Regions from separate parts of the Homo sapiens genome. Here regions 1 and 2 are each linked to region 3. The links are chromatin contacts, found by Hi-C in ENCODE. All regions are on one chromosome and are shown on one strand. The core of a region is the stretch at or near the end of the contact, and the rest is flanking DNA. Distances in the headings are between cores, read along the strand shown. Region 1 holds the start of PHACTR2-AS1 (PHACTR2 antisense RNA 1). Region 2 overlaps PLAGL1 (PLAG1 like zinc finger 1). Region 3 has its middle 170 kb from the start of ADGRG6.

Evidence for each region. A loop is a pair of places that touch in the nucleus more often than their neighbours do. Pooled maps may share reads with other maps.
Region 1: a map of natural killer cell shows a loop between it and region 3 (6-fold over the local background). The contact joins the promoter of PHACTR2-AS1 here to the enhancer-like site in region 3. A Hi-C loop is called at or near these places in 6 of 168 maps with a recorded cell type or tissue (CD8-positive, alpha-beta T cell, GM12878, naive thymus-derived CD4-positive, alpha-beta T cell and 1 more), 15 of 37 single-sample maps with no recorded cell type and 13 of 50 pooled maps.
Region 2: a loop to region 3 is called in a map with no recorded cell type, with 4 times the contacts of the local background. The contact joins two enhancer-like sites. A Hi-C loop is called at or near these places in 1 of 168 maps with a recorded cell type or tissue (CD8-positive, alpha-beta T cell), 4 of 37 single-sample maps with no recorded cell type and 8 of 50 pooled maps.

The regions. Positions count from the first base shown.
Region 1 is chr6:143,568,026-143,570,725 of GRCh38, forward strand. PHACTR2-AS1 (PHACTR2 antisense RNA 1) reads right to left here and starts at 1,314. Exons shown (of 3, transcript NR_027113.2): 1 at 835-1,314. It also overlaps a transcript of PHACTR2 not described here.
Region 2 is chr6:143,948,913-143,951,612 of GRCh38, forward strand. The region is part of intron 6 of PLAGL1 (PLAG1 like zinc finger 1); the gene reads right to left. Among named protein-coding and RNA genes, the nearest start is that of HYMAI, 58 kb to the right of the region's middle. Within about 2 kb of position 1,295, at least 2 of the 41 ENCODE cell types and tissues checked have a DNase peak (open chromatin) inside an H3K27ac peak, as active enhancers do.
Region 3 is chr6:142,473,289-142,475,988 of GRCh38, forward strand. No RefSeq gene overlaps it. Among named protein-coding and RNA genes, the nearest start is that of ADGRG6, 170 kb to the left of the region's middle. Within about 2 kb of position 1,348, at least 3 of the 41 ENCODE cell types and tissues checked have a DNase peak (open chromatin) inside an H3K27ac peak, as active enhancers do.

The sequences.
Region 1 (2,700 bases), core at 64-2,563, 1.1 Mb after region 3:
TTACCCTTTCTAAATTCACCATGATATTATAAACACTTATTTTCTGTTGTTACATATTTTCCTTTACCTTGATTTTTTTAAAAAAATCCATAATATCCAGGCCTTCTTCCTTGGAAAACAAAACCACTGAGTAGTGACACTCAAGAGTTAAGGGAACAGAATCCCAGACCTGGTTTTGCCACCAACTAGAGATACCACCAAAGGATTGTCCCCTGAGTTCCCTGAGTTTTCTCCTCCATGAAATGGGTACCATAATTCTTACTTCACAGGACTGTTACAGAGATGAGATGAATTAAGGTTATAGGGCCCTTGTAAACTCTAAATTAATATTCAAAAATAAGGTGTTAATGTCTATCTTTAGAGGCAGTAAGCAAAGCTGTAGAAACTAGGTAGTTAGTTCTCTCTGCTGATCAAGGCTATGGTACTCAAACCTTGAATCTAGAGCCCAACACTTAAGGAGGGAGAACCTGTGTGTTCAGGCTGTGCTCCAGCTGCTGGCTCAGGGTAGGGGGTCTTCCTCCCACATATAAGCAAGAGGAATCACTAAAGCAGAGTTCAAATATTCAATCCAGAAAGCAATCAGTAATGGAAGAACTGTAACTCTGGTTTCTTTATAAATGGAGCTGAGAATCCCAGGTATTTCTGATAATTTAATGAAGGTTTATGAAATTTTCTTAGTCTTCCCATGCCTTTGTATTTTGATTTTTAGAATGAATGTACTTCAAGCTTAGCACGTCCCTTATACACTGTAGGAGTATGATAGATCTATGTTGACCTGAATGAAGGTATGAGCAGAGGGGAATTATCCACGCAAGTATGGTATTATTTACTTTCCTCTTATTATTGAGCTGGTGATTCCAGTATTTCCACGGAATAGTAGATCAACAGGCACATTTCGGATTTGACTAATCAGAGCTGCAGATGTGGTCTGACAGTTCCTCTCATCCACTCAGTTCTGCTCTCTTGGTTGCTTTCTCGATTCCTATTCCCAGATATATTTCTCCCTGGAGACTGTTTTCTTCTGGACTAGTCTCTTAATCTTCCCAACCCATATTTGGAGAGATGTTTCGTGCTCACCCGTGACCATGAGAAAGTGTTGCACTTTCTGGCCTCCCTTGCAGTTAGGCAGGGCTATGTGATTGGTTCCAGCCAGTGTGGGCTGTGAGGGAAAGAGGTGTGTTACTTGTGGGCTGAGACAGTGAGAAGCTCGTGCATAATTCTCCAGGCTTTCTTTCTTCACCTCATCAACTGAGGAGACCACAAGTTCAGGAATCATAGCCACAGGATGGTGGAGCCGCCATTGGCCTCAACTCTGAGTCACCATGGCAACAGTCTCCTTGGAGAATCATGTGGCCCACAATGGACTTTATGTAATTGAGAAATCCATTTTTGTGATGTCAAGCCAATGATATCTGGGGATTATTTGTGACAGTGGCACAATTGTGTTTATTCTGACTACACATTCCATCTCTAAAATGGCCTCAGTCTGTTCTCTGATTTTAAACCTTTCTTGTATGTGGGGAGTACATCCTGAAAATTTTGATGTATTTATATTATTTAGATTATATTGCCATATTTTCCAAACTGTGGCCTACATACCACTGGTGGTATGTAGGATATTTTTATGTGGAATATAGATAGACATACCTGTTTTTTAAATATTTACATGTATAATTCTTTTCCACTTATGGCAAGTGATGTGTCTTTCCCATTCTTAGTGGTTGCATAAATGCTTCTTTTACAATAACATTGGAGAAAATGAAGTGACTTAAGGAGAAATATCCAGCAGATAAAAGTATAATTGATGTGCAGATATGGCAAAAGTCTGAGAAATGCTATTCAAATGACTGAAGATTTGGGAAGTGCTGCGTGTGATAAGTTATATGGTGGAATGTCTTAAAGAAATCTCCACCAGACCAGGAGATTTTCATTTTTGACAACCAGTTCACAGAATTCGATTCAGTAGATGTTTTTGAATGAGTAAACATTACTATAAAAAATGTTTAAATCTAGGAACCTAAATAATAAAAGTCCCAGTCCAATCCTTTGAGGTCAATTTCATTGTTTTTCTCCTTATTCTCTGCTCTTAAGAGATTCTGTTTCCCTTAAGTGTGTTAGGCTCAAATCAGATTTAACCAAAGATCAGCATTCGTGGCATCATAACATTTAAGAATTTAAAATGTGTGCATGACATTTTTAGAAATAATGATTTGCTTTGCTGATATTAAAAAACGAGGTTGCTGTTGGTCTGAGTCACAGGTGAAGCCCCATTTGTTTTTCCATTCAGCCACCCGCTGGCCCTAATCACAAATGTCTTTGTACTCACAGTCATCTTATGCAGGGTTTGTACTTCGGCTTCTCTCACTGTGCTGGAGATTAAAATGTGAGATGAGGAGTAACACACTTGCCAGTGACATGGAAGTAAATATTATTGTTTTTGGGGGGTGACATCGACTGCATTTCAAATACAGCCATGAAAATGTTCTATCAATAGCTTTCTATCGATTGGCAGTTTTGTGCCTTTTCAGTTCAGCTCCCAGAGCTGGTCCTGATGAGGTGACTGGCAACTCACCCCAGGTGTGGCAGGCCCCTCCCCACTCTCCTGGGGCTCTCCCTCTCCCCGCTTGCTCTCCTTCCCTAATCCCCACACCTTTTTATGAAGATCAGTCCTTTGCACAGCAGCCATGGCCAGCGTGAGGT
Region 2 (2,700 bases), core at 45-2,544, 1.5 Mb after region 3:
TGCTTATCACACCTGTTTAAACTTCCAGAGGATAAGAAATAATTTGTATACACCTAAGTCAATTTGTTTGTAAGATTACTCTGCAGAAGGGCTGATATAAACAGAATGTGCATGAAGCTAGTCTAGTCTAGTTGCACTGATGTGGTGGCACAAAGCTGATAGCTCAGGAACCAGCCCAGGCCACGTTCAGATTTGTAGGCACCATCCTCTAGTAAGTTCTACTAATCTCTTCCTTTTTTGTTTATGGACCTTTCTTCATTCCCTGGCCCTACCCTGGAGGGCCCATCCAGCTACCTGCTGGTAGGCCACCTCCAGGAGATGGGCCTACTGCCTCCTCAAACCCAACTTGTCTCAAACCCAAATCATTATCATCCTTCTGACTCAGCCAGAGTCACCAAAAACCAGGTTCTTCTTTTTCTACCAATTGGCCATCATTGGAGGAACCTGAAGTGTCTGAGCCTGCATCATGAACAATACTCCACTTACTAGGGTGGCTTTCCACCCAAGCTGAGAAACTGTGTTCCAAAAATTTACACTTGGAGATGTCTCCTCCTAGCTTCACTCTCAGGACCTGGACCAACCCCCCACATTTCATCCCTGGACTCTGACAGCAGGTTTCAAATCGGCCTCTACCTGCCACTACCTGCCAGGGTAAAGCCCTGGATCACTACCACCCTGTGCTATTCTAGAGAGAGATTTTCAGGTGGGCAAATGCTCACCTTTCAAGTGCCAATACTTAAAAAAATTAAGAGTACTGTATGCTTAGGTGAAGTACACTTGAGTAGCTTTTGTCCACAGGCCAGCATTTGCTGAACTTTGCCAGTAAGCAGGGCACTTCATGGTAAACTGACCAATTGCAGTGAGTCTTTAAAGCCCTCCCTGCTCCTTGCAGTCATTTATTGCCATGTCTCTAGAGTTGCTCTTTATTGTTAAAAGTTAATTTTTACTTACCTTTTTGGTTACTTTCAGATCAGAAAGTATGAGTCTAACTAGATGAAACTTTATTGTAATAACAGTTTAAACATGTTTAAATATAGCATTATGTAGCACACGGACATAACCAAACACATATTCCTTTTCTAACCAGCAAAAATTCCAGGAAACTTGTAGAGTTCCTCATCTTCTGTTGTAGATGTTTTCAGTGTCTGGACAGAGTTCGCGGTACCAAGCAAATACCCCTCACCATCCTGCCTCACCCACTTGGAAACGTGAAAGCTGACTCGGGCACTTTTGGTCAGCGCTAATCCAAACCAGGGGACACACAGGAGTCCTCGGCCAGCACCTTGGCACCACACCTTCTTTGTGACGGCTGTGATTCTAGCAGCACACACAACCTCTGCAATTATGTGTGACTTTAACTAATTACCTGTCCCGGCTCTGCCCAAACCCCTTTCCCCCAACCCCTGGTTCCCTTCCAGTATTCTAGTTCATGCCTGAGGCCCTATCTTGAGGAATCCTCAACAGCCCTGGTCACAAACAAAATAACTCCTTCTAGGAATTCTATTCCGCCTGCCGAGTTTGCTCTGCTAGGTATCATGATCTGTTCTACTTCTCACCCAGCCTAAGTTTGGCCATAATACCGGCCCAGCTATAAAACACACTCATTCACTTAGAATTGCTCTGTGTTCTTTCTAGGTTTATTAAAAAAGACTAACACACACAGAGTATGAAGTTTGAAAATGCATCTTTTTCTCATTCCCTTTATAGCTGAACTCAAAATAGCACTCGTCCCACTCGCCCCTTCAGAGAAGGAGCTGCTTTGTTGGGGAAGGTTTTACATTTCTCTCACCTACTTAACACCCTGCATATACACTTTTCTCAACTTATCTCAGTAAGTTGATTCTCCCCAATTCTTGCTTTATGAGATGACTGGCATGTCCAACAGAACTTTCTGCAATGATGGAAATGTTACAGATGTGATGGCTACTGAGCACTCAAAATGTGCCTCTGAGAAACTGAAACTTTTACTTTATTTAACTTTAATTTAAATTGCCACATAGTGCCAGTGGCTGCTGTCCTGGACGGCACAGGCAGACTCTTGGTATTCCCATCAAAGGAGAGGAAGGCAAGGCTGTGCTTTCCTTGGACACAACTGTGCTACTGATTGAGCCTCAGGTGTTTACCCTGAAGCTATAAATCCAGGCACTTGTTCTGTGAATCCAGTGGAAAGATTCCCCAGTTCAAATTCCAACTTACCCATGTTATCTGTGTCGAGTTTCAGTTTCCTCATTTGTGATAGTTACCTGATGTATGTAAACAGGCTGCTGGGACAATCGACTGAGACAAAATGGATCTGAAAGCACACTGTAACCTAAATAAACACCCTACAAATAGGCAGTATTTATGAAACACTGGAATTAAAAGTACTATAGAACCATGTGTCAATGTACAGCTCATGTTCTAACCATTTAGCTATGGATGTAATGGGAAAGAGACACATTCTCTCCCTATGGATACTACACCATATCAATTATACTGGAAAGAAGTGGCAGTGTGGACAACACACGTGTAGAAAGGACACAAGAGGTGGCAAGTAAAACGCCTGCATTCTTTCTCAGCAGATGTAAACCTTGACTCATTGCTTACCAAACACACTAGGAGTACAAAGAAAAAAATAAAGCTTATTCAATTGAAAAACTTGCCCTTTGGCACTGAATGAGGTTTTCCAGATCTCTTTCCAGCCACTTCTTCCCAAGATTC
Region 3 (2,700 bases), core at 98-2,597:
AGAATCAACCCCACACCTTAATAATGTCATGGTCTAGTGGTGAAAGCAGGTAATGACAATACAAGGTGATTAGAACCATAATATCAAGGAGCTTTGGATATGATATTTGATGGTATTAAGGCATTATTAATTTTGTGATGTGTGATAATAGCATGGTGATTATGTTAAAACAACCCTTATTGATTAAAGACTCAATTCATTTTCTATTGCCACCATAACAAATTACCACAAAACTGACGACTTAGAACAGCACAAATTTATTCTCCTAAAGTTCTGAAAGTCGGAAGTTTGAAAGAAGTCTCATAGGTCTAAAATAAAGACATCCACATGGCTGGTCCTTCTAGAGGCTCCAGGTGTGAATCCATCCTTGGCCACTTCCAGCTCCTGGAAGCTGTGGCCAAGATTCCTTGACTGGTGACCACATCATTCCAGTCTATTTCCATTGCAAGTGTCACATTGCAGGTCTCTGATTTTGGTCTGCCTGCCCCTTCTTCTAAGGATCCTTGCGATTACATGGGTCTCTCCTAAATCACATCTAGGATGATCCCCCATCTTAAAGTCTTTAATCACATCTGCTGATGGGTTATATAAGGTCTCCTCTTCACAGGTACTTTATCTTAGATGGGGGGTGTTGGGAGGACACTTTTTTTTTTTTTTTGAGACGGAGTCTCATTTTGTCGCCAGGCTGGAGTGCAGTGGTGCAATCTCGGCTCACTGCAAACTCTGCCTCCCGGGTTCAAGCGATTCTCCTGTCTCTCAGCCTCCCGAGTAGCTGGGACTACAGGTGTGCGCCACCACGCCCGGCTAATTTTTGTATTTTTAGTAGAGACGGGGTTTCACCACGTTGGCCAGGATGGTCTCGATCTCTTGACCTCGTGATCCTCCCGCCTCGGCCTCCCAAAGTGCTGGGATTACAAGCGTGAGCCACTACGCCCAGCTGGGAGGACACTTTTTGAACAGGAAAGCAGAAATGCTTATCAGATGTAATGGTTTTCGAAGTTATTGCCTTAGAGTTTCTCTAGAACAATCCATATTTTATAGGACACAATTGTAGCCCAGAGGAAAATCTCACTTTGTAGCAACGTATCTTGGCTTCTAAGAAAAAAAAAAAGGCCCACAAGGGTTTATTTTAAAATATGGTGAGGGAAATCTTGCTTTTGAAGAACCAGGCCTATAGCTAGTGGACCTGGCATTTTCCCAGGGTTTCTGGACTCTCACAAGCTCACAGTTCATAAGTTCTCTGAGGAAGGATTTCCACCTCGCCATAGGCCCAGCCGTCTCCCCTTCCCTCTAGCTGAGGACCGGAGTGTCCGCAGGGCGGCGCCCAGCGCCGGGGTTTGGTTCCTTTTACCTCCCGGTGCCTCTGTTCCTTAGCTTCCAGCCTTTCTTCTCCCTGGCTTGCTTGGCTTTCTCAGGTGAGGGTACATATTTCTTTTGTCATTTTGCACAGAAAATGTAAACGTTTCCTACTCTAAAAAGATCACCTTTAAAATTTGCTTATAACAACAATAAGATATTCCCACAATTTTTTTTCTCTAAATGCTATTACTGCAATATAAAAACAAAAAAGGAACAAGTTCCTGAAGGATTTCATTTTCACGGATGCAACTGTAATTATTCATGTGACCAGAAGATGGCAGTACAGCATTAATAACAGTGGCGCATCCCTTAGAACAAAATGGCTTATTCAATTTTTTGGAGCTTGGTAGACCTAGCTACTAAACAAATATTAACGGATCTGCTACTAAGTGCAAGGGTCTTCTGGGTTGCATTAGTTAATAAAAGAGACAAAAGCTGCTCTAATGGAGGGTGCTAAACTAAACTTGCAAGCACAATTAAGAAGAGAGAATTGTCCCAGTCTTGTCTTTTAAAATTTCATCTCACTGCTCCTCATTCATTGAAAGTCACATTTCTGAGAGAAAATATTATAGCAAAAGGAAGGAAGGAAAACAAAATACAACAAAATTCTCTTATAAATGAAGATACTTTAAAAAGGCAAAGTGACTTGCCCAAACACACTGGTAATGATTAGCTCCAAGTCTGTTGACCAATATTTTCTCTATCCGTGGTACCACACTGATTCTCGAAATCACAAATTCAGGGATTAAGAATGCCAGTCCTTGCCCCATCACTGACCCCTTTGTGGGATCTTAAGCAAATTATTTAATTACTTTTATGTAAAAAGTAAGGCATTGGACTAGGTAAGTTCAAGCATTTTTACCAAGGGAATGTTTTTTCCTTTTTTTCTTTTTAAGACTCTTATTCAGAAGTTCAAAACCTAAAATAATAAAGGAAAATGCTAGAGTTGAAAGAGACGTTTTCCTCTTGAGTTTCCTCCTTTCTCCCCTAGAATCTTAGGTTTCCTCAGAGCACAGTTTGTAAACTATCAGACTGGGTGATCTTGTAAACACCTTTCAGCTCTGAATATTCATTATCCCTCAAGTTCATTGAATTAATTGTGAGATAGCAATACCCTCAAAAGTGATTACTGTTTGGTAAAAAACAAAAGCAACAACAACCAAAAAAAAACTAAATCCTGAAGATGATGACAAACTGGAATAGTCAATTGTTAAGAACAAAGAGAAACTGACTTTTAAAGCATTTTCAATATTTTTCAACACGATGCCTCTGAATAATGACATTATCTTCATGCTTTACAGGGCCCTTAAACACACTCAGCCAGGTTTCCGCTGTGAACAT